Linked DNA regions of Mus musculus: all the other regions are linked to region 2. A link is a loop called in an ENCODE intact Hi-C map of the cell type or tissue named here. Cell type or tissue: heart. All regions are shown on one strand. Each heading gives the region's core, and the rest is flanking DNA. Links, peaks and the distances in the headings are about the cores only. Region 1 holds the start of Cdkn2a (cyclin dependent kinase inhibitor 2A). Region 2 overlaps Mtap (methylthioadenosine phosphorylase). Region 3 holds the start of Gm12610 (predicted gene 12610). Region 4 holds the start of Cdkn2b (cyclin dependent kinase inhibitor 2B).

Region 1 (7,891 bases), core at 2,957-5,456, 140 kb before region 2:
CTGACTTCCTTCAGCTGAAAATCCTCCTCTATATAAAAAGTAGTATCTTTTTACTATTCAAATATTTTGAAGTAAGAACCCATGTAATGTGAAGTACTTTGAAGTTTCCATACCAAGTAGTTAACAACAGAACATATTCTACATAATTCCACATTTCTTAAAAAGAAGCTCATTCAGTCACTCTTCCAAAAGAAATATTGAAGATATATTTTCTCTCAGAAGTGATTTATGAGGAGCTTAATAGAGAAATCTGATCTGCATTATCTCATTTAATTATCTCATTGTGCTTATGGTTTTAGATATTTTACTCTGTCTTGTGTATAAAGATGAAAGCTCAGATAAATATCACAACCTGTAAAATGTCACTGGTTAATACTTTCTATATCACTGACTTTGTTTGCTTCTGGACTTAGGAGCAAACATACAAACCATTTCATTTTCTGGTATTTTGATGTGCAGTCTCTCATTCTGTAACCTGGGGCTCCCAGACATCCTCGGCCCCCTAAGTGCTGGGATGAGCAGTATGTACCACCATGCTTAGGGTGTCTACACATTTTTTTAAGATTTATTTATTATTATATATAAGGACACTGCACTGGAAGAGGACATCAGATTTCATTATGGGTGGTTGTGAGCCACCATGTGGTTGCTGGTATTTGAACCCAGGACCTTCAGAAGAGCAGTCAGTGCTCTTACCCGCTGAGCCATCTCACCGGCCCATGTCTACACATTTTTAACACCCTTAAGTCACTCTTACACAGTGTGAATCTCTATGTCCCAGTGAATATTTACTGATTCAGTGGAAAAATCCAAAACATGAGGCAACATAATAATTGCCAAAGTTCTTATGAGCTCCCAAGTCTCTGCATCTCACAGATTTAACCTGAAATCTCCCATAAATTACGTGTTTCTACTTTGATTTAAAAGCAGAAAAGGAAAGGCTCTGCGCTACCACAGTTTGAACAGCGTGAAGCAGAAGAACGCCCGCCCATTCTTGGTGTTCACACAGCCTGGGATCACATCCGTTTCCTTCCTGGGATCATTTCCTTTGACTTCCTGGGATCATTTCCTTTGACTTCCTGGGATCATTTCCCTTGACTTCCTGGGATCACATCCGTTTCCTTTTACTTCCTGGGATCATTTCCTTTTCCTTCCTGGGATCATTTCCTTTTCCTTCCTGGGATCATTTCCTTTTCCTTCCTGGGATCACATCCGTTTCCTTTGACTTCCTGGGATCATTTCCTTTGACTTCCTGGGATCATTTCCTTTGACTTCCTGGGATCATTTCCTTTGACTTCCTGGGATCATTTCCTTTGACTTCCTGGGATCACATCCGTTTCCTTTGACTTCCTGGGATCATTTCCTTTTCCTTCCTGGGATCATTTCCTTTTCCTTCCTGGGATCGTTTCCTTTGACTTCCTGGGATCATTTCCTTTTCCTTCCTGGGATCGTTTCCTTTGACTTCCTGGGATCATTTCCTTTTCCTTCCTGGGATCGTTTCCTTTGACTTCCTGGGATCATTTCCTTTTCCTTCCTGGGATCGTTTCCTTTGACTTCCTGGGATCATTTCCTTTTCCTTCCTGGGATCGTTTCCTTTGACTTCCTGGGATCATTTCCTTTTCCTTCCTGGGATCATTTCCTTTTCCTTCCTGGGATCATTTCCTTTTCCTTCCTGGGATCATTTCCTTTGACTTCCTGGGATCATTTCCTTTGACTTCCTGGGATCATTTCCTTTTCCTTCCTAGCTGTTGTGGTTTTGGAGCAGCAGGGATTTCTCTGATTCCATTTTATTTATTTATTTATTTTATTTTTTAGCTGTAAGCCCAAGGCAGCAGTTTGCGGTATTTATATAATGACATATAGAAGTAGGTAGAGGATGTCAGACACCCTGCAAACATCCAAGTAGGATACATCTAACAACCAACTCCCTAGCCAAATCTGACATAGATGCCCTATGAAAATTAGTGTAAAGTCACTGCTTTTATAGCTACATCTGCATAGATCCCCTGTATGAAAGCATGTACTACCTGGATAATAATATCTGTATTTTTCTGTAGTAGGAAATCAGTGTAGTTTTTAAAACCAAAAAGTATTGTTATTAATCTATCTTTGATCTCAAACAATTTCAATGACCTAGTATAGTGATTTCTACGGAAAGCCCTGCAATTTACTCAAAGCAGTTTTTAAATATTGTTTTAAAAGTGTGTGTGTGTGTGTGTGTGTGTGTGTGTGTGTGTGTGGTGTTAAAGTCATTTTCAAACCCCTCACAATGTCTTGAATGTGACATTTGAGTCATTTATGGTAACTTATAACTCCTTTGAAGAAGTTATTCAGAATTGAGGTTCCAGACACACAAATGCACAATACACCATTTTTCCTTCCAGTTAACAATCAGAGGGCAACACTTATTTTTAAAGGAAAATCGACTCCATAAGGGACTTTATAAAGGGGTAGACATAAACCAGTATCAGGGATAAACTCTCCGTTCCCCTGTTTAACCTAATTTTCCCAGGGCCATCCTGGAATACGAATTTTCTCTTGAAATACAGTCAAAGAAAAAGTGGTAGGCTACAGAGCAGAGGAAACACTGGACACAGCGACCCACCCCAGAGTCACTTCCCTTAATCTAATGACTAGGTTTTTTCTGAAAGTTATTTTGTTAGAACACAGGAACTTTTGCGACCACAGTGATGCTTTTAGAGGGTTGAATCCTCAAAAAGAAAATTAATCGCAACTAGTAGAAGGGAGATTACTTATTGATTCTTATAACTTCTGCAGGAATACACAGTTATGAGTTAGGGCAAAGAGAAAATTGACTTTTAATATTCTCTATCACTAACATGAGAGAACATGTATGTGTTCCAAAATAATTTTTATTTATTGAAAACCCGCTATATACCTGGATTTTCACAGAATATTCATTACTCTCCAAAATGGCCTTTTCTAGGTGAATTTTATTTTCCTTACAGACCTCAAGAAGTTTACATAATTTACTTAAACCTGAGGAGAGAGAACAAAGCCTCAGAAAATTTACATAGTTTATTTAAACTAAACTCAGCTTGCTTGGTAGCAGCTTCTAATCCCAGCAGTTAAAGAGACAGAAGCAGGGCCAACCTGGGGTATAATATAAGGTGAGACTCTCCTTTCTTTCTCTCTGTCTCTGTCTGTCTCTGTCTCTGTGTGTGTGTGTGTGTGTGTGTGTGTGTGTGTGTGTCTCCTCTCTCTCTCTCTCTCTCTCTCTCTCTCTCTCTCTGTCTCTCTCTCCCTCCCCCTCCCTCCCTCTCCCCCTCCTCTCTCCCTCCCTCTCCCTCCCCCCCCCCCACACATTTGAATTCGTGGAGTTGGTAAATGAGGGGTCAGTTCTCTGTCTGTCTGTAGTTTTGTGTCCACAGGATATGACTGACATTCTCACCACACACATACAAAGTCAAAAATAGCTGTGGCCATATAAAGAATATGGGGAGAGAAAATTATTCAAAATCTGCAGAAAATAATGCCAGGCCTTTAATCCTGGCACCCAGGAGGCAGAAGGGAGACAGAGTTCTGAGTTTATGCTGAGTTCCAGGAGTGGAAGAAAGGGCCATTGCCTTTCTGGTGAGGACTGTCTTTTTAAATCCTCCCTTCTGTCCAGTACTGGTAACTCTGCCCAAAGCGTGTTCTTCTTCCTGCCTCACAAGATTGCAAAGACGTTTTTAACGAACAATTTAAACCGGTGCAACGTTTATGCGCAGCACACCAACTCATTTAAACAAACAACAGCCCCATAAAATAGAAATACTTTATAAGCAGATTGCCCTCCGATGACTTCACCCCGTCACTTTTTTATAGTTGTGTACAGAATCCTAGCACTGATACAGCAACATCAGAAATGTTTCTGCAAATCCTTCGCAAAGATTCGGATTTCATACTGGGCGTGGTACCCTCCAAAATGAGTTGTTTGAGCTAGGGTTGTTGGGATCTCAGCTTGGCGAAGTTGTAGCTCTTTCTTCTGAATAAAAGATGACACAATTTTCTGCTAAGATGTTAAATACCTTAAGTTTCAGTGTAGTGATGAAAATTACCCTCCTTCGTTTTTCTAATACCTGGGTGTTGCACTGGGGAGGAAGGAGAGATTTCGAGAAGGACTAGTTCACTTTCTCAGAAGACACGTGTGCACTTCTTTGCTGTGCGGGTCCAGAAGGAGCCCAGCGTGTCAAAGGGTGACCAGGCATGGGGGAGGGGTGTTAGCGTGGGTAGCAGGCGGGGGCTGTCCGATCCTTTAGCGCTGTTTCAACGCCCAGCTCTCCTCCTGAACCCTGCATCTCTTCTGTAGTCCGGGCTCCATCCCTTTCCCCTCCCCCATCCGGAGGTGGGGGGAACAGCAGTGTTTTCAGGGGTGTTCAATTCATGCTATATTCAGGGCAAATAGCGCCACCTATGGCGGGCTGTGGAGCCAGGTCAGGAGCAGAGTGTGGCTCCCCCCCCCCCCCACACCATCCTCAGAGGAAGGAAGGAGGGACCCACTGGTCACACGACTGGGCGATTGGGCGGGCACTGAATCTCCGCGAGGAAAGCGAACTCGAGGAGAGCCATCTGGAGCAGCATGGAGTCCGCTGCAGACAGACTGGCCAGGGCGGCGGCCCAGGGCCGTGTGCATGACGTGCGGGCACTGCTGGAAGCCGGGGTTTCGCCCAACGCCCCGAACTCTTTCGGTCGTACCCCGATTCAGGTAGGCAAGGAGTGTCCCATCTGCAGTCGGGTAACTTTTGTTCAGGAAGAGATAACATTTCAATTACCATTTGAAATGCATACCCCAGATATTTTTGTTTGTTTGTTTGTTTTTGTTGTTGCTGCTGCCCACCGGAGCCACCCATTAAACTAACTTGTTATAGTGAAACCATTTTGGCATCGAGTTTTCAGTGTCTTATTTTTGAGAAGTCTTGTTTCTCCCATCTACTGTCAGCTGATTAATTCTGGTCTTGCTTTTACCAGATTACTAAGTTTCAGCCTAAAAGGAGTCCTGGCCCTAGAAATGTCTGTAACTATCCTTTCTAACTCTAACAAAGAAAATTCCCGTGAAACAAATGTGCATTCCAGAGCCTGTGCATAATAAGCTGAAGAAAAAGAACATCGGTTTCAACTTGACTAAAAAGGCTGGAAGGTGCCTTCTGAAACTGCAACATAGACTATATTTTACACACTTTAAATCACAGAATAAAAATAAACAAACGAGTTTGGGACCTTGAGATCATTTGCAAGTCAAGCGTGGAAACCTCTTTGATTCTAGACAGGTTGGGTGGTTGTGCGAGATAAATGTGAACCTTTTAAAATAACGTGTCTATAGTTTGCAGTTTAACATTTGCAGTGTTACCAGTTGCTGAGAAGTTTGCCTTTGGAGTCCTAAAATATGTAAGAGAGGACCGTATTCATTGAATACAGAAAAGTTAAGAAAGTTGGGTAGATAGTTTTAACGGGGAAGGAGGAAGTTGGTTTGGTTTCAGAGCCATAACCCATTTGATGTTCAGGCAGAAATGCTGGGGGGGGGGGAGGAGAGGAGAGGAGAGGAGAGGAGAGGAGGAAGAGGAGGAGGAGGAGGAGGAGGAGAGAGGGGAGGGGAGGGGAGGGGAGATAAGCCTAGAAGAGAGAAGAGAAGAGAAGAGAAGAGAAGAGAAGAGAAGAGAAGAGAAGAGAAGAGAAGAGAAGAGAAGAGAAGAGAAGAGGAAAAATAAGCCAGGCTGGTTTTTTTGGGGGTGTTTGTTTGTTTGTTTTTTAATCCCAGAATCAAGAGACAGAGGCAAACTAATCTTTTCAGTTCTAGGTCAGCAGGGATGACATAGAGAAAACCCTGTATAGAAACACCTCCCCCCTAACAAAAGAAGAGTAGAAAGAAAATAACAAAACAAAAAAACCCAAGGTACTTTCTTAAAGGATTTAGTATTCATTTTATTTTTGCTATTTCAACTTTTCCATACCATAAAAGATGTGAGCATTTTTTTTCCTATCACAGGGTTTCCCCTTCTACCTTTATTATTTTTTTATTCTCCCCAACTCCCTCCCCAACCCTTCTACTTTCCCTCCCAGGTCCCTCCCTCCCTCCCCACTTGTGATTGCTTTCTTCAGATGTGAGCAATTTTTAAAACCAATTTTATGAGCAAGATGGAGGTCTTCAACACACAGTATTGTTACTTTCTCTTTTCTGTAGTTCCTTTACAGTTTTGCTGAAACCTAAGTTAGTTTTACTTTCTTCGGAGAATGATTCAGCAATACTAGTGCAATTATATTATCTTCATTATTTTATATGTGTATATATATATGAGAGAGAGAGAAATTCATCTTAGAAATCACACATAATTCTGAGTGCCTACGTCCACTGCCTTCCCTCTCTTCTCTGCCTCCATCAGCACTGAATAAGAGATGTCTGAAGTTATAAAACCATCTGTGGCCAACAAAACCGTGTTGGATGAGCTGATGACACTCCAGCCCCTCTACCACACACACACACACACACACACACACACACACACACACACACACACACACACACGGAACACATGGGAGGAGAAGGGAGGGAGGGAGGGATGATGGACTTTTGAGGAGTTGAGAGAGCACAGAACCGCAAAGTGATTAGATCTTCCTCTTAGAAGCCAGAAGTTCCTGAAGGTTTATCAAGGTCCACTCTTCAGGCTTGTTCTAGTGGCAAACTTCTTGGCTTTCCATGTGGATTGTTTTTTGTTTCTTTTTTTGTTTGTTTGGTTTTTTTGGCAATGTGTGCAAGACTGTTGTTGCTAATACGGTTCTTGAGAAGACTCCTGAGGCTAAAACTTTCAACAGGAGAGGAGGAGGAGATGGCAGCTGAAGCGGTGGGTAAACAGAAGCAGGGACCTGAGGAGAAGGAAGTGTGCCTGAGATTGTAGCACTAGGAGCAAGACTTGTTCCTGAGGCAAGTTGCCAGGGTGGTTGTTATTATTCATACAGGAGACACAGGTAGCAGGGCATCAATTACATTAGTGTAACATTGTCCTTAACTTCCTATAGTCTGAGTGCAGATTCCAAACCTATGCTCAAGTTTATTCCAGTATCAGCAAAAGTTTCTTTATTCTTAGCCCTAGATAAAATTAGTTCAAAAACCGTGGGTTCTCTGTACAAAGTGGTATTGGGGGTTTTCTTGTTTTCTCTAAGGCAAATTTTGCCTAGTTTATTGTCCAGTTAACTTTACAGAGCTTAAAATAAATTCTTTTATTGTACCGATTTATTTATTTAGTTGGGGGGGGGGCTGTGTGTGGAGGTCAGAGGACAACTTATGGGATGTAGTTCCGTCTTTTCACCATATGAATCTGGAAAATGGACAGTGTCAGACTTGACAGCAAAGCCTGTTTGTTACCTGCAGAGCCATCTTGCATACCCTAAAGAGCCTTTCAAAGTTACCATTGTAAGTAAAACAACTTGGGGAAAGTGTCATGTGACAGTTACTACAATATGACTTTTATTCATGTTTTGAAACTGCAAGCAGGTGATCTGACTTTAACACTCCCATTGGTATTGGGAGTTTGACTTCCAGCCTCAAGTCAAGCTTCCAGTTGAGCAGCAGAGCTTCCACTTACATAGTTGTCCTCTTTACTATTCTTTATTATTAGTTTATGACTTGTGTGTAGGTGTTTTACCTGAATGTATATCTTCAGCACATGTATTCGTGATGTCCACCCAAGGCCAAAAGGTGTGAGGTCCCCCAGAACTGGCTTCCCTTACTCATAACAAAATAGTTCTGTGTTTTTGTAATGACTATGGATTGCATTTCAGAATGCCTCTCTGGTAGACGGACGGAGGGAGCTAAGATGGTTGAGCTATGGTTGAGCTCTTCCTTCCCAGGCACAAAGCACGGTGCTGAGTCCACTCCAGTCCTCTATGGGAATGG
Region 2 (7,891 bases), core at 2,422-4,921:
TTCCCCGGCAACGGGAGATATGGAGCCTGAACTGTCCATCTCCTGGAATCAGGTAAGACTTCCTATGGGGGACTGGGACACCAAACCAGTCACAAAACCTTAGACCCACAATTTGTCCTGCCTACAGGATATGCAGGGGTGAGGGCTGAAGCAGAACTTGAGGGAAGGGGCAACCAATGACTGGCCCAGCTTGAGAGCCATGCCATGAGAGGGAGCCCACTCCTGACAGTATTATTTATATTCTGCTCTATTCGCAGACAGGAATCTAGCAAAAATGTTGTCGGAGGGGCTTAGCTTAATGCAGCAACAGTTGGAAGCTGATGTAGAGACCCCGGGGGAAGAAGGATTCAGGGAGCCAGAGAGGTCAAGGACACCACAAGAAAACCTAGAGTCTAACCTGGGCTAGACCTAGAGTCTAACCTGGGCTCATGGGAGCTCATAAAAACAGACCTGCCAACCAGAGTACAGGACCGGGATGGACTTAGGCCCTCTGCACATAAGTAGCAGCTTTGTCTTCATGTGGGACCCTAACGTGGGAGCGGGGGCTGTCTGTGACGACACTGCCTGCCTTTGGATCCCTTTCCCCTAGCTGGGCTGCCTTGTCCAGCCTCGGTGGGAGAGGATGCACCTAGCCTTGCTTGACGTGCTGGGATTGGCTGATGAGCTTGGAACGCCCCCTCTTCTCTGTGGAGGAGAGGAAGAGTGGAAGGGGGGTGGGGTGGGGGAGGAGTAGGAGGGAGGGACTGGACCAGAGGAGGAGGAAGAAGAATTGATACAGATGTAAAGTGAATAAATAACTTAGTAAAAACAAAGCCAGCCAGGCATAAGCACCGGCCAAGCCCGCACTCCGTCAGCCGGACACTAACCTTGCCGAATGGAGTATCCACATATTTCTCAGTTCTTCCTTCTAAAATTTCGGGATCATCCAAGCCTGTTCCACCAATTATTCCAATCTAGGGGAGAAAGGAGAAGAAAGAAGACGCTCACAGCTGGTCATAGTTCACTTTAAGCAAAGATACCTAACCGTATTTACAGGCCCATTCTCATTCCTGCCAATCCCCAAAGGGCAATGACTCTGAAGATTCCTGAAGAACAAGCCCTTTAATTAAAAAGAATCAAAGCAAAAACCCCCAAACAAAACAATAAAACCCGATGGTCTTTTCTATTTTTTTTTTAAGATTTATTTGTTTATTCCATGCATATGAGTACACCACCATTGCTCTCTTCAGACACACCAGAAGAGGGCACCAGACCCCATTACAGATGGCTGTGAGCCACCATGTGGCTACTGGGAATTGAACTCAGGACCTCTGGAAGAACAGGTGGTGCTCTTAACTGCTGAGCCATCTCTCCAGCCCCTTCCATTCTTGACATAGCCAAAACATAGGCCGCTGTTTCTGACTGCACCACATTTACTCCCAATTAAATCACAAATAAACAGAACGTGACTTTCAGGTTAGAAATCGAGCCCAAAAGTTGTAGAAAGATCTTTCTGATCAAGGTTGCTTCTCTACCACATTTACTATGGAGTAAAGAAAGCTTGATATAAAAACTTAGGCCTATTTCTTTGATAATGCTTTCTTTTTACTATACCATGATATTTTATAAGAAATTTTCTTTGCATGCCACTATAACCACCTGGAAGGGAATGCAGGTTAAAGATGAGTGACATGACAAGCCCATACTAATATATATATATATATATATATATATATACTAAGTCAAAGGCTGTTCATATGTATACATATACAGCAGACAGTATTTCATACATTGTATAATTCAAATATTTATTCAAAGTAATTTTAATTTTGTTTTTGTTTTGTTTTTGAGACAGGGTTTCTCTGTATAGCCCTGGCTGTCCTGGAACTCACTTTGTAGACCAGGCTGGCTGCAAAGGTGTGCGCCACCCCCCCACCCCCCTCCCCGCTAGTAGTTTTAATTTTTTATGTTTAAGCATTTTTTTTTTCAGTTTCCTAAGACTTCCTGGAAATCCATGTTCTTATAAAAAGTGGAGAAAGAAACCTGATCCTGTGAGTTGATCTGGAGTTGGAGGGATGGCTCAACAGTTATGAGCATTTCCAGCAACCACAGTGTCTCACAACCATCTGTACCCCAGCTCTAGGAGGTCCGACACCTTCTTTTGGCTGCTGAAGGCAATGTGCATATATGGTTGCCAGACACATGCAGACAAAACACCAATGCACATAAAATAAAAATAAATGAATCTTTAAAAAAAAATTGAGTTGATCTAACAAAGCCTAAGAAACAAACCAGAACAATTACAAAGATAAACATTAAAGTCTTAACATTAAAAAACTAAGTAACATTATCATTATGAAACTTTATGTTGACTCCCTAAAGAACACAGGACTTAAACAGGTCAACAGCAGGCTACAACATGGGACTTTGGGAGAAAGCTCATAGAAAAAGACCCCAGCACTTTTTACAATGAAAGGGTGTAAACGAATTGTCACTGAATAATATTCTTACAAAGGAAAATAGAAGTTTCTGGCTCAACAGGGTAAAGTTCCAAACTAAAGAATTTATGAGATTTTGCTGTAGGATGGCAGATTTACATTTCCTGGTGGCTAAAACAGTTGACACTGATGCCACCTTGTGGTACATTATTGAAATTACAGCAGATGTATTTTATATCAACTAAAGGGGAAAGACTGACCAGTCAACATATTGGTGATTTCAAATCAACAACAGTTATTTGTTTAATATGCTTAAGGTCAACCAATCTATAAAATCATTCTATTTTACAAAAGCCCAGCACTTCTGCTGGCGTGGCTTCTCCGTTGTATCTTTCACATCTCTGGGCTAACAGACTGTCCAGCCCATGTCCTCACACTGGGCAAAAGAAAGCAACAGAAGAAACAACTATCAGTTGACTCATTGGGAATTTAGCTACTAGGCTTAGAGGCAGGAGGATCAGAAGTTCCAGACTGTCTTTTGATATATAGGGAGCCTGTGGCCAGCTTGAGCTACAAAATATGAAACAAAAGCCAAAATCAAACAAAAAGCAAACAAACAAAAAAAACCTTCAAACTTTTTACTTATGACCGCTTTGCTTAATCATTTCAAGAAGTCCCCTAGGCTACCCCATCTCAGATTCTGAGTCAACACTGACAACACTGACCTTTCAGGCTTGAATACGAAACAGATCTCATTTTGTTTTGGAAGTACTCTCAGAATGCAGCAAGCTAGCACAGTAGGAATGGAAGCAGCAATCGGAACAGGCTAGCTCCTGAAACTCGTCCTCCCTCATCTGCCAGCTCTGCTTCAGTCCAAACCCTCCCAGCGACACGACGGGCCTGCACTAGGGACCTCAGCCCTTAGCGAGGAGTGGGTAGTACTTGGCAGGAAAGCAGACTGACCAAGAAGACCACAGCAGTCTACAAAGCCCACCCGGTCATCCAGCTGGCTCTCACTGTTAATGGAAACCTGTACCCACACCTAAACCTACACCTGCTACAGGAAACCAGACTGGCAACTGAATACTGTACTGCCACACCAGGGAACAAACAGAACCTTGATGGAGGCCTGCAGTGTCAACATGTGGCCCACAGCACCACCTGCTGGCAGCACAAGCAAAGTACAGCTGGATGAAGCTCCCAAGCACTTCACCCCAGGTTAGCGCTGAACCGTATCTGATTTTCACAGATGCTCTCTTCTTACACAGGTCCTATGGCATTATTCCTGCTTTACAAAAAGAGCAGCAACGCCGTTTTCCAGCTTGAGCACCGTGTGCCAACTCCTAACATCCTCTGGGGACTTCCAGGAGCTCAAAGTCTACTAGAAAGGGTCACTGCCCATGATACAGAGACTAACCCTTGGTCGGGGCAAGCTTTTGCTCAAGGTGACGGAACACACTGTAGAGAGGCTCTGGGTAGCTGGGCGAGCATCTACGGCAGTGGTTCTCAACTGTCCAAATGCTGTGACCCTTTAATACAGCCCCTGACTTGTGACCCCCAACCATAAAATGATGTTACTTCATAACCGTAGTTTTGCTACTGTAATAAATCTTAATGTAACTATCTACTATGCAATCCCCAAAGGGGTGGTGACCCACAGGTTGAGAACCGTGATCAAGGACACCACTGAGAAACCCATCAACCACTCTCAGGAGGCAGCAATACCTTATCAGATCCCAAATCCAGGTGACTCTAGAATGCCTAAAAATGGGTTAAAGGGCTGAGACAGAACAGATGGATCAACTCTGTACATCCAGAAAGTCTTCACTACACAAAACAAGGTTTCTGAAAGAGGGACATGTTTAACTGTTAGATTTCCCACCAGTCACCTCAAAAAGAATGCCTGCGACTTTGGACCTTACAGCTACATTCCCTAAAACCAGATACATACCCTATGTACTTCCCCTGGTGCCTCAAAACCAGGACTTCACCTACCTTGCCTGGTCTCAGGAACCATCCTTTTGAGCCCTGTATGCCCTGCCTCCCAGAGGTACTCACAAACACCAAAGATAGAACAGCTGAGATGAACCCATGTAACGAAATGGGTGGCTTTTGAGCATGTCAAGTTCAAGGTGAGGAAAGACAGCTAGGGTGGGATCTAGCCCAATCCCTCTCTGGGATTTCAGTCCTTCAGCTCCAGTTACCACCAACAAATATGGAGGGACTATGTGTATGGTTTTATAGGACCCCATTTATGGTCCTGACTTACGGGGATCAAGAGACCAAATGCTTGCGCCCGAGAGGTCTGTACAAAACCTGCAATACGAACTAGACAGCACATCCCCAAAGTAAATGTGATGGTCTGTATTATGCTTGGCCCTGGGAGCAGCAGTATTGAGAGGTGTGGCCGTGTTACAGTAGGTGTGTCACTGTGGGCGTGTGCTTTATTTAATACCCTAGTCCTAGCTGCCTGGAAGTGAGTATTCTGCTGGCAGCCTTCAAATGAGGATGTAGAACTCTTAGCTCCTCCTGCGCCATGCCTGGCTGGGTGCTACCATGTTCCTGCCTTGATGATAGTGGACTGAACCTTTGAACTTGTAAGCCAGCCCCAATTAAATGTTGTCCTTATAAGAGTTGCTTTGGGGGGCTGGAGAGATGGCTCAGTGGTTAAGAGCACTGACTGCTCTTCCGAAGGTCCTGAGTTCAAATCCCAGCAACCACATGGTGGCTCACAACCACCTGTAATGAGATCTGATGCCCTCTCCTGGTGTGTCTGAAGTCAGCTACAGTGTACTTAAGATATAATAAATAATAAATAAATCTTTAAAAAAAAAAGAGTTGCTTTGGTCTTGGTGTCTGCTCACAGCAGTAAAACCCTAACATAAGCTTTCTCCACAGGGAACGCCTATGGGCCAGACTGTGCCCCAGTCCAAACCTATATACAGATGTTGTGATGCTCACTACTTGAGTGGATTTGGAGTCAGGGTTGAACCTAACGGACACAGATACACCCAGAAGGAAGAGCACAAGGAGCCTGCACATTGAAGCTCCCAGAGAAGAGGCCACCCCCAGCTTAAAGATTCTACAGGGCTGATGGACTGATTAGAACTTCTGGATTGGGGCTGATCCAGAGTCAAATCTTAGGCCACACCCCTGGTTCTCTTGCCCACCCACAACCTATCTAACATCCTAGTTTCCAGGAGGCAAAATCTTCTGGTTTAGCAAACCACCAAGTTGTAGCAACTGGAAGCTAAGGCGTTCATCAGATGGAATCTGAGAGACTTCCTGCTCTGCTGTATGCTGTCTAATCTCAGCTCCCACCAGTGTATTTGAATTTTATCCTGTAACAAAATAAACTTCATGAAACCACTGATAGAACATTTTCTTTGGGGCCACTTGTATCCATGTTCCTGGGATGCAACATACTGATTATTCTCTTTGAGGATTTTTTTTTTTTTTGGTCAAAATATATGGAAACCATGGCTACCCCAAATCCAAACCTCAAGGAGGGTTACCACAGAAGAAACCAACTCTCTTGGCAACCCTCTGGTTATCTGGGACAAGGAGCCTCCAGTACTGTGAGATACTGCCCACTGAGCTCTGCTAAGGCCATCCCAGCAACCTAACACAGTCATAGAAGTCAGAGGAATTAGGAAAGGCTGGAAGATCCAAACAGCCCCCGGGCACCCCGAAGCTGGCACATTTCACAGCTGAAATGGACTATTTGGTTTCTCCGGGGCCTCTTCTTCAAAACTCACTGCACTCCTTTCAAGTCTCCTTTGCTTGTGGAATAAGGGCAGGATGTGGCCTAAGTTCCTTGCTACTCAGCTGATGGATATCAGCAGTCCCTCTCTGCCAAATGTCAGACCCCAAACTGCAGAGGATCTGATAACTGGATTTTATCCAAAGCATGCGTTTTATCCGAAGCTTGTTGGTTGGTTCCAGTGTGTTGCTCTGCTTAAAACACAAATTTGTACAATATGAGCTAGAGGAATATATCAGGCCGCATAACGACCCCTTCCTATGCTAGTCACCTGGCATTCTGTCACTGGGACACAAAATATGTGAGAAAATCAACCCTAAGGAGGAAAGGTTTGGCTCAAAGTTTTACTCTGTGGTCACTTGGACCCTATGGTGAGGCAGAATATCGAGGTGCGGAGGAGAGGAAAGCTGCTCAAATCACAGCGGCAAGGTAGCAAAATGAGGCTACATCTGTAGTTCTGATACGGCTACATCTGTAGTCCCGATACCCAGGCTAGCCGCATGCCTCATGGGACTTAACTTCCAGAGCAAAGCTGACTTCCTATCTGTTCCATCTCCCCACTTCCTAACAGCTGTAACCGTTAGCATTCGGGTTCTCAGGGGATATGCAAGAGGCTCCTCCAAAAAGATGTTGACACCCCAACCTCAGAACCTACAAATATTATTCAGTGTAAATAAATTAAGATGAGATGGGAGACTATCTGGATGGGCCCTCCATGGAACCTTAGGGGTTCTGAGAACAGGAAGTTAAGAGGGAGAAGGGCACGTGTTGATGGAGGGTATAACCGTGGAGCAGGGAGACAACTGCGAATGTCTCTAGAAGCAACGGAGTCAAGCCAATGAGTTCTTCCCAGTTAAGGATCTCGGGACCATCATATACAAATATTTATCTTATCTGTTTGTTTCCTCATTTTCTTTCCCTATGTGGCTCAGACTTTTAATTAGCATGCCGAACGAGCATGGAAATCAAATGGACGTCGTGGTATCAGTTTCCGGTCCATACCCTACCACTCCTAACAACAGACCAAGAAGGAAAAGTGACTTCCTCACGGCAACTCAGGCCCTTATCTCCTCTGTAGACAGAGACACAAATCAGCGGTTCCTACCTCTCCTAACTAGCCAGTCTCTCAGGCAATGGCCTAGGGGTCTTTAACCAAATATGAGGTCACTTTCTCGGGGCACCTGAGAGTATGTATGTACCATGTCGTCTGGCACAGGAGAGAGGAGGTGCTGTTGGCACTTTGTAGGGGAGAGGCTAAGGGTAAACTGTGTGCTGCAAAGCTCAGCGCAATCTGACAGAGCAGTGGCAACCATGCTCAAGGCAGTCCAGAAGAGAGGTTTAAAAGCCATCTTCCAAACCAGGACCCTCTGACTATGAAGTCTACTACTGACCTACAGAGGGACCATATTCCCGCCCTATCCAACTAAACATGATTAACATTATCTTCCTATCCCTCGGTGGAGAAACTAGCCAGGGGCATAACTCGGATCACTGAAGCAGTTCTCCAAACCTCCCTCCCTCTCTGGATGCCAAAGGTTTGCTTTGCCTTCTGCATGATCAAGCACACTGCCAGCCCATGGCTAAACCTGGACAATGTTTCTCTCAAGTCCTCTTGGGCAACGTGCTCCTATGAATTCATGGCCTCTGCCTCCTGCTGTCTCCATTTATCTTCTACCCTTTGACCCTGGACATACTCTGCAGCTCTTCTGCT
Region 3 (7,891 bases), core at 2,616-5,115, 150 kb before region 2:
TCAACACATTTAAAATACAAGTAGGATCACACTCATAGTACCGACTCCCTCCTGCTAGCACAAGCTCTCTGACAGCCCCCCAACCCCCCTCCCCACCCACATATACAGATGCACTTCCATTTTCACAGCTTCACAGTTTTGTATTTGTGGCTGAGTCCTGATTTGGTGGATGGGTCATGGTTTTTAGAAAACAAAAAGTCACTAATACATCAAGTTTCAGGTCTATTCCCTTTTCTTTTGCTACTGTATACTATCATAAAGAACCTTTTCTTCACATTTCCATGATCCAGAGAGAAATAAATTGAAGTGAAATTTCTGCAGCAAAAGGAGCAGCTTTATCTATATATGTGTGTACAAAGAGAATTGTGCAAAGAAAAGTCTTAGCTCACAAGTTTTCTTTATACACATATACTTTCCCATGCTTACAGATATGTATGTATATACTTAGAAAACACATTTTTCATACATGAGCTTTACGACTAGACTTGTTGATTCGAAACTTATATAAAATATATAAACATACACGACCATTTAACATGCGGTTTCCTATACTTCCATATGCTGTCTGTAAGTATAATATGTATGGATATATATTTTCACATATTTCTGTATTTCTGGATACTTACTTGAATTACAAGGATGAAACACCGGAATCTAAGGATACCATTGTAAAGCATTTCCAAAATACCTGCAGTGAGTTCTAATAGCATCCAGAAAGACTGCACCCGCCCGGACAACACTGTCACCCTTTCTCTCTCACTTACAGCTACATACCATTGTTTCTGCTTACATTATCTTACTGCCATTATATTTTCAGTTACTCTTTGGCCATTTGTATATAACGTATTTTATATGCTTTGCAGATCTTTTTGCATCTCAAATCTCCATCTTTGGGTGGGGGTAGTTAAAAGCATAATAAGAAAGATTTTACAGCTTTGGGTGGTTTTGTTTTTTATTCTTTGGTGTGAGTATACATGTATGCAAGTTCATGTGTAAGGGCCCACATGGGGAGATCAGAGAACAGCCCTTAAGGTTGGTTGTCTTTTACCTTATTTGCTGATCTGTATGTCAAGCTAACAGACCCTCAGGAGATTCTCCTGTCTCCACCTACCAGCCAGCTGTTGAAACTGGGATTATAGAGGCAGACTACTATGGCCCAGTTTGAGCTCTGGGTATTCAAACTTGGGCACTCATGTGTGTATAGTAAGTGCTTTTATCCACCGAATCATCTCAGCCCTTGTTGTGGATGTTTTAAAACATGGTCTCCCAGGCTGGCTTCAAATTCATATTCTCCCTGCCTTGGCCTCTATAGTACAGGTATTATAAATACATGCCCAGTTACTCACTGGCCTCTTTTGTTTAACTGAATAAGTTCTAGGAGGAGTGCATGTGTAATCATGTTCCTGTGTATAGATGGATGTGTGAGGGTTAAAGGTGAAGTCGAATGTCAGTCTCCCCCACTTTACATACTGAGGCAGAATTTCTCCCTTGAACCCAACACACTGATTTGACCAGCCCAGCTAGCAACCTTGTTCAGGGAATCTCCTTTCTCCACCTGTATGGCAGTGGGATTACAAGGATCTGAATTCAGTCCCTGTGCTAGTGTGGCAAGTGCTTGATCCACTGAACCATCTCCCCAGCCAGCCCTGTGGTGTCTTCTGTGTCATAGGGATTTGCATCTGGGTCCCTACAATGCAGATTAAAAATCAGTAATAGAAGTTTGCCAATTACAGAGCTGAGATGCGGCTCAGTGATGGGAGTGTTTGCCTGGAACTCTAGTTCTATTTCTAGAACCCCTCAAAAATGGAAAAGGCTCCCCCCCCAACCCACCCAACCCCCGAGCCCCCTGCCCCAGATGAATATCTTCCCTAACACTGTGTGGGGAGGAGAGGAACACTTCCTCTTCTCACTACAGAATGAGTTTGCTAATCCAAAACAGAATACCGTTTTCTTTTATAAAAGATACAAAACTGTCAGTTTTCTAGGCCACTGGAAGACAGCAAAGAGAAGTCCCCGCTGTCAATGATTCTGTTTGCAAAGTGACTCACAGATAACTCACTTTCAATTGTCTCTGGCTCTTTCAGTTGTCTCTGGCTCTTGACAACAGAAAGAGGCCTCAGCACCTGGTGATTCAGTGATCATCGTGGGTGGGGTCTAGCCTGTACCTGGGAAACCAAGCAGAGTTCAAGACTTGAGCTTCTCCACCTGACTTGTCACCTGTAAAATAAGGACAAAAGTCTCGTATTCAAAGGACAACTCTGAAGATAAAATGGGTGCTTTCAGCTTAAGTAAAAACACACATTCATTATCAGTTCATTATTAATTATTTTTGAAGAGCACATAGCCAAAAAGTCACTTAGAAGTCCAACAACCTTCATGATTGTATTTACACAAAGATGAAACTGCGGTTACTTCTCATCCAAAAGACAGAGAATAGACATCAGGCAACAGGGAATGGAACTTAAAAGTCCAAAGCTTCATATTTACATTCCTCAAAGAAGAGCTCTAGTAGCTCTCTTACTCAAATGGCAGCCCTAGGAAGTGGGAAAATGCCTTCTGCCCAGATACCTGGAGGAGCAGCAGCTTTTTGAAGAGGGAGAAAATTCCAGGTAGGGTAGCCCGAAGCCCCAGGGCCACCCACGGTATTTGGGAAATTCAAATTCTCTGTGGAGCTAACCCAAGGTATGCACTGGTTTGTTTTAACCCTACACTGATACTCAGGGAGCCCTCAAAACTCATTTTATTTAACGGATCCATTCTTCGATCCTAGATTTGAAAGGTTCCACTGCAAAGTCACATACTAGAGGGAAAGATGGAAAAGCAGCAGCTGGACCTGCCCTGCGGCTCTCAGTTGCAGCAAGGCCTTTGCTGGGTTAGTTTGGTTATTTCCAGGCCTTGCCATCTTCCTATGTCTAGTACTGGCATTTGGAATCCGCTCTATAAGACCCTGCCAGCTGTCACCCTGCTGTGGATTGCTACTTTACTGCAGCCAGACCACTAGGCCCGCGCTCGTAATGAAAGGCCACCAAGTCTCAGGGCCGCTAATCCAGGTTCCAAAAGCTAGCCTGGGTCCCACGTCATCTTGCACATCTGGGCCACCCAGATCAGCTAGGCTCCCGCCGGTGAACTCAGAACTAGTCCAGACGGATGGCCCTCTGTCCCGTGAGCACTGGACCCCAGGGCAGGCCTGCTACGGGGATCCTGGGCTTGACTTCCCGCTTTCTCAATCTCCGAGCTCCGGACCCGCGCGGAGCTAGGACTGACCAAGCGCGCTCCTTCTGTCCCCGGCCGGCGCTCCGATCAACTCGGCCCTCGGGTCAACCGCTCCTTTTTCTCCTTCCCCCACTTTTCCTGTTTCGCGGGGGCCGGGGTGGAGGCGGAGAAGGAGGCGAGGAGGCAGCGGAGAAGGGGGCAGCCGGGAGGGGGGAGGGGACCGGAGAAGGAGGCGACGCGGGGCGGGGAAAGAGGAAGAGCCGGGGATGCTCGCGCTTAAAACCGAAAATAAACAACGTCCTCGGGCTGCGGCCTCGTGTCTGCCCGACCGCGCGGGGGCCTGGCCGGGACACACTTACCGGTCCGCCGCGGCGTGCAGGCCCTGGTCCCGGGTACACGCAGCGGCTCTTCTCTGCGCGCTGTTCCCAACCGGAGGAGCGCAGCGTACCGCTAAGGGTTCAAAACGCCCGCGCGCGTCCTGATTGGCGGGCCGGCCCATGGCTGGCCTCGCCGATCTTCCTATTTTCTTCTTTTTATAGATGGACTCGGAGCAAGGGAAACCTCGCCGAGGGGCGTCAGGCATAGACGAAAGTTTCGGGACCCGAAAGTTAACCGGAGCGAAAGCCGATCGGCGCAGGAGACGTTGCCGGCCGGCTGCGAAAGGGCGCAGCTACTGCTAGGGGGCGGGCGGTGCGCACGCGTCCCGCGGCGCTGGCTGTCACCGCGATGGGTGGCGAGCGAAGCGAGCGGGATCCGGAGCGTGCCCTGCGCGGGAGGCAGCGGGACCCCGGATGCGGCAGGGCCCGCGCGCGCCTCCCCCTGGGCGCCTCTGGGAAGCTTTCCCGCGCGACTGGGGACCGCGCGCCTTGGGACTCGGGGGCGCGCCTGAGGGCGGAGATGGGCGTGGAGCAAAGATGGGCCGGGGGCGGCGCGTGGGTCTCGAGGTGCCTCAACGCCGAAGGGGCTGGGGGCGGCGCTTCTCACCTCGCTTGTCACAGTGAGGCCGCCGCTGAGGGAGTACAGCAGCGGGAGCATGGGTCGCAGGTTCTTGGTCACTGTGAGGATTCAGCGCGCGGGCCGCCCACTCCAAGAGAGGGTTTTCTTGGTGAAGTTCGTGCGATCCCGGAGACCCAGGACAGCGAGCTGCGCTCTGGCTTTCGTGAACATGTTGTTGAGGCTAGAGAGGATCTTGAGAAGAGGGCCGCACCGGAATCCTGGACCAGGTAGGAAAGGCCCTCCGAAGCTGCACGCACAGGTGCCGTGGCTCCGCGTGCTTCTGTGCATCCGCCCCACGAGGTAGAAGCAGGACGGGCCCCGGTGGGGACTTCAGGTGGGGGAGGGGAGGGGTCGCTTTCCCCCTTCGGCTTAGTTCCCGGGAGATGGAGTACTTTGCACACGGTGAGGCTGAAGGGGTCGGCTTCACGGTCCTCCTCAACCCTGCAAAAAAGGAGAAAAAAAGGGGGGAAAAAAAGAAAAAAAAAAAAGCCTAAGAGTTTTTCTAAACCTGTTTGCTATCTTAGAAATGAGTGGCCCCAACATTTCCTCGTTATGTTAGGAAACTGCAAACACACACACACACACACACACACACACACACACACGACCTTAGGTAAGGTGGTTTGTTTTCCAGAGCACTTTATTTGGCCCTGGGGTGGAGTGGGGGGGGGGGGGAATACCTGCTAAGGGTTTTGTTTTCTAAGGGATTACTTATTTCGCTCCCATCCACCAGGCCCTCAATCCTGCTCTCAGGGGTAGCAAAGGGAGAGAGAGACAGGGAGAGACACAGAAACAGAGACAGACAGCAGGAACAAGAATTGACTTCCTAAAATAGGAAGACAACATATCATGGTTTTAAATATAATCAATAGCTGCTACCCGATAGCAAGCACTAGGATTCTCTAGGATTTCTCGGGCCCATATAGACTTGACTGGCCATAGAGGTGAACCCTTCTTACCGGCTGGCCTAAATTCACTGAAACTTTTTTGTTCAGTGCTTTCTCGGTGCAGGATTACAACTTACACCTGCGGTCCCGGAGGAGTCAGAAGTAGTAATATTTTAAGAATAACAAACCACAATTAACATAGGTTTTAAATGAGGCCTAGTGCGTGAAAAATAGAATCTGTGGTACGTTTTGTACATCTCATGATCTGGAAAACTGAAAGGGAAAAAAAAGTATGTACACACAGCGTGCAAAATATCTTAGAGAATATGGGGATTCTAAAAGTGAACTCCCCACCCCCTGGAAAAGTTTTGTTTTGTTTTGTTTTTTTATCACAATCAATTAACTTTTAGGTGGAAATGTAAAACTATCAACACTCCGCAGGAGGGCTAGAGAAGCTGGTGTAGTGGCCTGGACCATAAAGAAAATGAAAGAGCAGAAAAGGAAAACTCTCAAACTTGTTTGTTTGGTTTTTGTTTGGTTGGTTGCTTTTTCAAGAAAAGAGTTTCTCTATATTGCCCTGGCTGTCCTGGAACTCACTCTGTAGGCCAGGCTGCCCTCAAACTCAAAGATCCACCTCTGCCGGTGTCCCCAGTGCTGGGACTAAAGGGATTTGAATTTGAATTTTTCCAAAAGTTAGTAGAGCGTTTATAAAGGATTTTGTGACTTGATTTCTAGCTTTGATTTTAGTTCATTTAAAAGCATTCACTGGACCCTAGGCGTCCTCCTTAATGGTGATTTTTTTTCTGCACAGCGTAGTTGTGCAGAAAAACACATCGACGCAGAAAACATCTAGCTTTGTGATATGTGCGTTTGAGTTGATAATGCTCAGCTCTATTTTAAAATTTTCTTTTATTACTCTAGTTGATATTTCTCCCTATATAATTATTTTATACAAGTAATTTGGTGCCTGGGGGAAGCTCTAGTTAGGAAGTAGAAATTTTAAGCATACATAAATTGTATATATATATATTGGGGGGGGGGGGTCGAGACAGGGTTTCTCTGTATAGCCTTGGCTGTCCTGGAGCTCACTCTGTAGACCAGGCTGGCCTTGAACTCAGAAATCTGCCTGCCTCTACCTCCCGAGTGCTGGGATTAAAGGCGTGCACTACCACGCCTGGGCAAATTGTATATTTTTAGGAATATGAAACACAATATCATGGCTCCTTAGAGTTACAGAAAGGGCTGGAACTACATTCCTAACATGTGCAAAGTCCTGGATCCTCTCCCCAAGAGGCAAAGTTGGATAGGGTAGCACTTCCTTGAAATTCCAGCACTGGGGGTGGGGGGGACGACGGACTGGGGACTGGCTGGTACTAGAGACAGGGGATTTGGGGCTCAAGGTAGTCCTTTATTATGTATGGAATTCAAGGTCATCCTGCGCTATTTGAAACAAAATGAAACACCACGCAAAGTTAAAATGTCAACTTATAGCATTAGGAGTTGTAGTGCAGAATGTGCACTGTGCGGAATATACAGAATAATAAAAATGGGTTTATTGAAAGAAACCATTTATGGTCACAAGTAAAAATTACTTTTTAGGACTTATGTGTAAAATTATCTAGAAGTGCTTTCTTTATGTAAAAGGCCCAAGTATCAACAAGTATCTGATAATAGAACATACTGTTTAGATAAAATGTGTGCTAAAATATGTCCACTTCCCCAGCTTTCTACTTGAAACTAAGCACGGAATAGAAATTTTTGAAGTTTTAATCACCAATGGTTTTTTTTATAATTATGTACCTCATGTTTACATATTAACCACGCTTGTATTGACTTATGTGGTGCTAATTATGTTGACTCAGGTTGTTGAGCTGCACATTTTAGACATTCTTTACACAAATTATTGATGCATCTATATAAAATGTCATTATTTCAACGTTTTTATAAGTTTCTGTGGATGCTTTCATTAGAACTTTTTATCCCTAGATAACTGAAAATATATATGATAAAATTCTGTGAGGGAGTTAGTCGTCAATAGTAGTAAGCAAATGGCGCTGGGTGCATTCTCCCGTACCAATACACATTTCTGTTTAACATCACAAGGTCTCCTCTGCCAAATAACTACTCCTGTATCCATCGTTCTTAGGAGCTCTCTGCAGCAGCTGCTCTTCTTCCTCTCCCTCCCATAGACTGCCGAGCCTTGCAGTTAACACAAACCAGTATTTCAATACGTACCTGATCCTGCTGTATTCTGCATAAAAAACAACTGCCCTCTCTTCTGAGTTTTAAGACATCATTGTCATCCTAGCCTAGAAAGGGGATAGCCTGGGTCTCTAATATTTTACAGGTCTACCTTTTCATCTCATTTCTAGTGATTAATTACTAGAATCGCTGTGATCAAAGTAAGCTCCGCCGTTATTCCTAACGTTAGGATCACTCTTGTTTATAAAGTGATATGAATCACCAAAAAATTAAAAATTCTAATAGCAAAGCAAAACATTTGGACCAGTGTTTTTACTCCATAAAAGATGTCTCTCAAGCCTGGTGTGGTGGCTCATGCCTTAAATACCAGCACACAAAAGGCAGAGGCAAGTGGATCTCTGTGAGTTTGAGGCCAGCCTGATCTACAGAGGTAGTTTCAGGAAAGCCAAACCACGTCTCAAAAAGACCTAAATAAACAAACAAACAAATAAATAAACAAGACATCCCTCTTTTTCCTTCACATCACAGTACCCTGGGCTACCTTAACTGAAACCCTTAGCTAGAATTCCCTGGTCCCTCCATGTGGTTTAACC
Region 4 (5,433 bases), core at 162-2,661, 170 kb before region 2:
TGCCCAGCCGTTCCCACACAGCATCTCTGGGCCCAGAGTTGTTTGGCAACAGACATAATGTGTGCCTCTCTTCCTATTTCGCTGTAGCAACAGTTGTAACATTTAAAAACTTTAAAGCAGTATGTTCCTTCGCTTGGTCTCCCCTAGCAGGATTCGGGAGCCAGGCAGCACTTGATCTTTACGTTCAGAGAGGGCTTTAATGACAGGTTCACCCTGTTTAATGACAGGCCCAGCACCACACCCGAGTGTTATTGTTTCATTATTCCTGCATAAATGCTCTTTATTACATATGATAACTAAAAATCAAATACTTGCTGAGGTGGGTTTAAACCAGTAAGAGGGCAAACTAAGATACACAGTACACACTTGGATCTGGACCTTAGGGGCTTTGGGAGGAGGCCTGGTTAGTTATATACTGATTGTCTTTGAACTCACCTCTCAAGTAGGTGAGTACAGGCACACGTCCAGAGATCTTAAATTCTTATCATCTACTTTTGTGTGTGTGATGTTACCTTTCTCTTTAAAAAAAAAAAAAAATTAACTTCAGGATTACAACCAAAGCTCAAGGGGAAAAATGTAAAGACAGGCAAAACAGGATCCTTGGGATGTGTTATTATTCTTCTGGCTGACTAAATAGGAAGACATTGTCAAGTGAAAACTGCTTGGTCTAATGCTAACTGTGAAATACCGCCTAGAGATGAACTAGCCTTGCATGACAGATGTTACAACTTTCAGACAGCTTCAGAAAGTAGAAATTTTTCACTCTAAAGGCTTTCTTTCAGTCAGTCAATTGCAAAAGCGCGATTGATGCCTCCAAAGCGAAACCTGCAGGCCTGAGCTAAATAAAGACCTCTGCTCCGCCTGCTGAGTGCAGAGGCACAACTTTTTCAAAAATAGCCAACCGGCCACGGTAAGTTCCAGACTAGGAAGCTTAAAGTTCTGCGCAGGCGTCTAAGATCTTCCGACTCTCAGATACCACCCCACCCCGCCTATTTGTCTCATGACGTCACCAAGTGTGGGGGAGGGGTTAGAGAGCAGGCGTGGTCTGAGGGGGCGGGGCCGGCGGCGGTGCAGAACGCTGCAGCTCAGTGCCTGCGGGCTCCCTACCCGGCGTGAGTCGTCTGTGCCGGCGGTGCGGTTCCCAGGCGCTAGCGCTCGAGCGTTCCCAGGACGCTCACCGAAGCTACTGGGTCTCCAGAGGGGAGGAGCCGCTCAGAGACCAGGCTGTAGCAATCTCACGGCCGGCGAAGGACCATTTCTGCCACAGACCGGGGACAAGGGCATGTTGGGCGGCAGCAGTGACGCGGGCCTGGCCACCGCCGCGGCGCGGGGGCAAGTGGAGACGGTGCGGCAGCTCCTGGAAGCCGGCGCAGATCCCAACGCCCTGAACCGCTTCGGGAGGCGCCCAATCCAGGTAGCGAGGGTCCCCAGGCCTTACCGGCAGAGGGCGCACGAGCGCGGTGCCCTCCGCGGCTGTGAGTTGTAACTGGGCACCACCTGGGCAGCCCTCTGGTGCTGGCTGTGTGCGGGCCCGACGGGAGGCAGGTTTTGCAAGAGCAAAAATCCTGAAAAACAAAAACGATCGAAACATCCCTCGGCACTAGATTGGTTTTTTTTTTCTTCCTTTTGCGACGCTGGGTCTGGTTCCGTACAAGCTGGGCAAGTGCGCTATCTGGGAGCAATGTCTCCAGCCCCCGAATCTTTGCTGCAAAGGTGGAAAAATATACCAGTATTTATTCTGCCATCTTACAGTCATAGAAAGAAGCCAACACTCAGAGAGCAAATTGTAAAAGGGAGGGTCAGATAGAGAGAAGGACACGATAACGATGAGATTACCGGTTACATGGCCTAGATTGGGGAATCCCACAGAATTGGAGTGCGTGGGGCGAGGGAGTTCACTGTGAACTTGTGAACAACGGTATGAATCCTTTTTTTTTTCTCGTTCCTCATAAACTTAAGGATTTCTCCAACCCAGCACTTAATTCCTTGTATGCGGGCAGTAACAATGTGTAGTTTTTCACTGTTTAACAGGCACAGCCCTCCCAACAGAACACTTGGGTCCTTTCTTTCGGGACGACAAAGAGGTTCCCTAAACATTCATTTAGGGACAAATTGAGATACATTTGTTCAGTGTTTACTAATGCTTTTGTGCTCTCCTGATGATTAATATAGTCGCCGTTTTCACTCACCTCACTGTCCATCTCTGGGACTATGAAAATCAGCACTCCTGTTAATAGTATGGTTTAGGAAAGGTACCATTTCTCTTCAGTTTTTATGAAAAAGGGGTGTTTAACAAAAGAATTTTTTAAAAGTTAAAAAAAAATTGTAAAGTGAGTATAAAGACCGTATAAAAAATTTTATTTATGGCTTTTACTAAAAACTTTTAAATCTTTTTGCCGCTGTAAAAACAGCCCTTACCTCGCCAAAAGAAAGAAAAAGGTTATTGTGTTCCTTGAAGGAAGGAATATTTCTAATGTTAATATAATTTAAAACTGTCACATGATCATTGCCACTGTGTAAATTTCAAAGCACATAGGTCCACCAGAACCAGTGACTGTTTAAGACAGATACCAAAACCTGTTTTATTACTAACTTAAAATGTAGAAGCAAATGTTTGCACAGTGTACAACATACACAAATAGCTGCAATGGGGAGTGCATCTTCAAAACGTTGTTGGTTTTTCTTAATTATGCATTTTTTGATTTTAGGTAAGAGTCAAACTTTTTATACAGAAACAAAATCACCATTAAAATTTTTGTACAATATAAATGAATGTTAATTTCATGTTACAGTGTATGTTCACTGTATATCATACTAGGTTAAAATGTTCTAAGAGGCTTTGTTTCCATAATGTTATATAAGCTTAGGATGTGACAGCTTTCTCCTGATCTCCTATGCACAAATGATCAGACTACATACAGTGTGTGAGCACAGACATTCATGACATTGAAGGAGCAAAACCTTTTTAAAAACTGCCTTGTTTGTTTTCTCAAAACAAACAAACAAATAAACAACCCATTATGTGGTGTCCTCATTTGCTTTCTGTTGCTGTGAGGAACACCAGGAGCAAATGGAGCTTAGAGAGAAAGGGTTTTGACTGGCTTACATTTAATTGCTACAGTGCATTTCTGATGAAGTCAAGGCTGGAACCAAAGCAGAGATCATGGAGAAACACTGCTTACTGGCTTGCTCAAGGCTCAAAGTCAACCATCTTTCTTCCAGGACATGTGGGACATACACCCAGAGTGGACTGGAACCCCCACACATACACATTTGTCATTAACCAAGAAAATGTCCCACAGACCAATCTGGTGGAGGCTTTTTTCAGCTGAGGTTCCTCTTCCCAAATTAGTGTGTCAAACTAACCAGTGAGTATGGTTGGCCAGACCTGGAGGGTTAGAGGGAAACAATATGAAACTTTATATATAAAGCCTGGTTTCTGGTGTTCTGCCTGCAAGACAAGGCAAGGTTGGCACAAACTATGAGAGTAACCAACCAATAATGCCTGACTTAAGGCCCACTCCACAAGATGGAGCTGACATTGCTTGAGTGATCAAGGTCCAGAGACTATAGCTCAGCAAACTAGGGTAAAACCAAATAGTATTGTTCCAAAAAAGGAAAAAAAAAAAAGTACCAATAAAATGACATTCTGCTGTACTTAGACATGTCCGGTCTTGCTCAGCCATCCTCAGAGAAGCTTCCTTCTACAGCAGACATGAACAGATACAGAACCCACAGCCAGACAATATGAGAGACCTTGGAACACTCAGGCTTAAGTGGGTGTCTCCATCACCTCCCTCCCCCACAGGGCTAAGGGAACCCTGCAGAAGAGAAGGTAGAAATAGTGTAAGAGCCAGAGGGGATGGGGGATACCAAGGAAACAAGATCCTCTGAATGATCAAAGCTCTTAACTCAAGAGACTAAGGCGGTCTGCATCTGCACCTACACCTCTAACCTGCACTGGATCCTTTGTGTGTTATATTATGGCTCCCAGTTTAATGTTTTTATAGAACTCCCGAGTGTGTGAAAGAGTGGGTCTCTTGAGTCCGGTACCTTCTCTTGTGCTTTTTTCCCCTCTGTTTTGTTCAATTCCAATGTATTAGTTTTTGTCTTGTCTTATATTGTATGCTATCACTTAGAAGCCAGATTGTTTTGTTTTGGATTTTGGTTTTTGTTTTTTTCGAGACAGGGTTTCTCTGTGTAGCCCTGGCTGTCCTGGAACTCACTTTGTAGACCAGGCTGGTCTCAAACTCAGAAATCCACCTGCCTCTGCCTCCCAAGTGCTGGGATTAAAGGTGTGAGCCACCACGGGCCGGCCAGATTGTTTTCTAACAAGGGAACCGATCCAATCCGATGAGAAGGGAGATGGGGAGGAGCTGGGAATGTAAGGAGGGGATATCGTAAGCAGAATTTATGTGAGGGGAAAGGTCGATTTTCAGGAAAAGGGTAAAATAAAGTATTTTTTATAAAGTTCAGACTAAGCTAATAAATCACTTAACGAAATAAGTCTCTGTTGTCCAACGTTTCATATAAGAAATAAGCCATTTCTCCGCCCTTTCTTATTGCTTCACCTGTGGAGAATAAAATGGAATCTATGCTGAGTTCAGCCTAGGCTATGATGGGTGGGGAATGGATTGAGTAAGCAAAAGAGAAATCAGACACCTGAAGCTTGCAAGCACCCTTGCTGCCTCCCACCCCCACCCCACTAGAAACGTCAGTATCAGTTTTGTAATGTCTGAGGCTCTTTATCTTCTTTTCCCCTCAGGTCATGATGATGGGCAGCGCCCAGGTGGCAGAGCTGCTGCTGCTCCACGGAGCAGAACCCAACTGCGCCGACCCTGCCACCCTTACCAGACCTGTGCACGACGCAGCTCGGGAAGGCTTCCTGGACACGCTTGTCGTGCTGCACCGGGCAGGGGCGCGGCTGGATGTGTGTGACGCCTGGGGCCGCCTGCCGGTAGACTTGGCTGAAGAGCAGGGCCACCGTGACATTGCGAGGTATCTGCACGCTGCCACTGGAGATTGACTGCGGGTTCCCTCCGCCTTCCGCAAGGACTTCTTTCTCCCCAGCCCCATCTAGGAAGACTGCAAGCACGAAGAGGGCCACCAGCGCCCAGCCTGCAGGCCTTCCAAAACTTGAACCCTACCCAGTAAGACAAAGCCAATCAGAAATAACTTCCTACGCATTTTCTGCAGCTGGATCTGGTCCTTGAGCCTCACCTTGAAGCCAAGGGGATCACCAAGGAGATTTAGTATTGTATGAAGTTCCCGGGCCCTCTACCTTTCAGGACGCGGTGTAAAATAGCAAGGGAAATTCTTGGATCTCCACAAGCTGCTGCTGCAGGGGAACTGGAGACAGCTTGACATTTGTTTGACATTTGGGTGGGTGCAGTCAGTACCTTCCCCTGTGAACTGAAAATGCAGATGATCCAC

The links. A loop is a pair of places that touch in the nucleus more often than their neighbours do. Peaks named below come from ENCODE experiments on the same cell type or tissue, not always from the same donor. Only the 100,000 strongest peaks of a DNase experiment are listed, where the experiment ranks them.
Region 1: it touches region 2 in a loop (3.0-fold over the local background); 11 of 42 quality-filtered maps call a loop at or near these places.
Region 3: it touches region 2 in a loop (3-fold over the local background); 10 of 42 quality-filtered maps call a loop at or near these places.
Region 4: it touches region 2 in a loop (8-fold over the local background); 4 of 42 quality-filtered maps call a loop at or near these places.

What each region holds. Positions count from the first base shown.
Region 1 is chr4:89,278,803-89,286,693 of GRCm38, reverse strand. Cdkn2a (cyclin dependent kinase inhibitor 2A) reads left to right here and starts at 4,502. Exons shown (of 3, transcript NM_001040654.1): 1 at 4,502-4,708. The coding sequence starts at 4,583. In heart, for the core only: a CTCF peak has its summit at 4,406; a DNase peak (open chromatin) is centred at 4,473; H3K4me3 peaks cover 627 bases; H3K27me3 peaks cover 2,448 bases.
Region 2 is chr4:89,141,251-89,149,141 of GRCm38, reverse strand. Mtap (methylthioadenosine phosphorylase) reads right to left here. Exons shown (of 8, transcript NM_024433.2): 2 at 867-953. Among named protein-coding and RNA genes, the nearest start is that of Mtap, 7.8 kb to the right of the region's middle. In heart, for the core only: CTCF peaks have their summits at 2,620 (motif pointing left) and 3,588 (motif pointing left); a DNase peak (open chromatin) is centred at 3,571.
Region 3 is chr4:89,290,879-89,298,769 of GRCm38, reverse strand. Gm12610 (predicted gene 12610) reads right to left here and starts at 3,590. Exons shown (of 10, transcript NR_132431.1): 1 at 3,573-3,590; 2 at 2,060-2,217. It also overlaps a transcript of Cdkn2a not described here. In heart, for the core only: a CTCF peak has its summit at 3,856; DNase peaks (open chromatin) are centred at 3,709 and 4,469; H3K4me3 peaks cover 1,821 bases; H3K27me3 peaks cover 2,298 bases.
Region 4 is chr4:89,306,647-89,312,079 of GRCm38, reverse strand. Cdkn2b (cyclin dependent kinase inhibitor 2B) reads left to right here and starts at 1,048. Exons shown (of 2, transcript NM_007670.4): 1 at 1,048-1,414; 2 at 4,766-5,433. The coding sequence starts at 1,283. The coding sequence ends at 5,026. All of the region lies in intron 2 of Gm12610 (predicted gene 12610), which reads right to left. In heart, for the core only: a CTCF peak has its summit at 1,435 (motif pointing right); DNase peaks (open chromatin) are centred at 1,019 and 1,429; H3K4me3 peaks cover 1,336 bases; H3K27ac peaks cover 461 bases; H3K27me3 peaks cover 796 bases.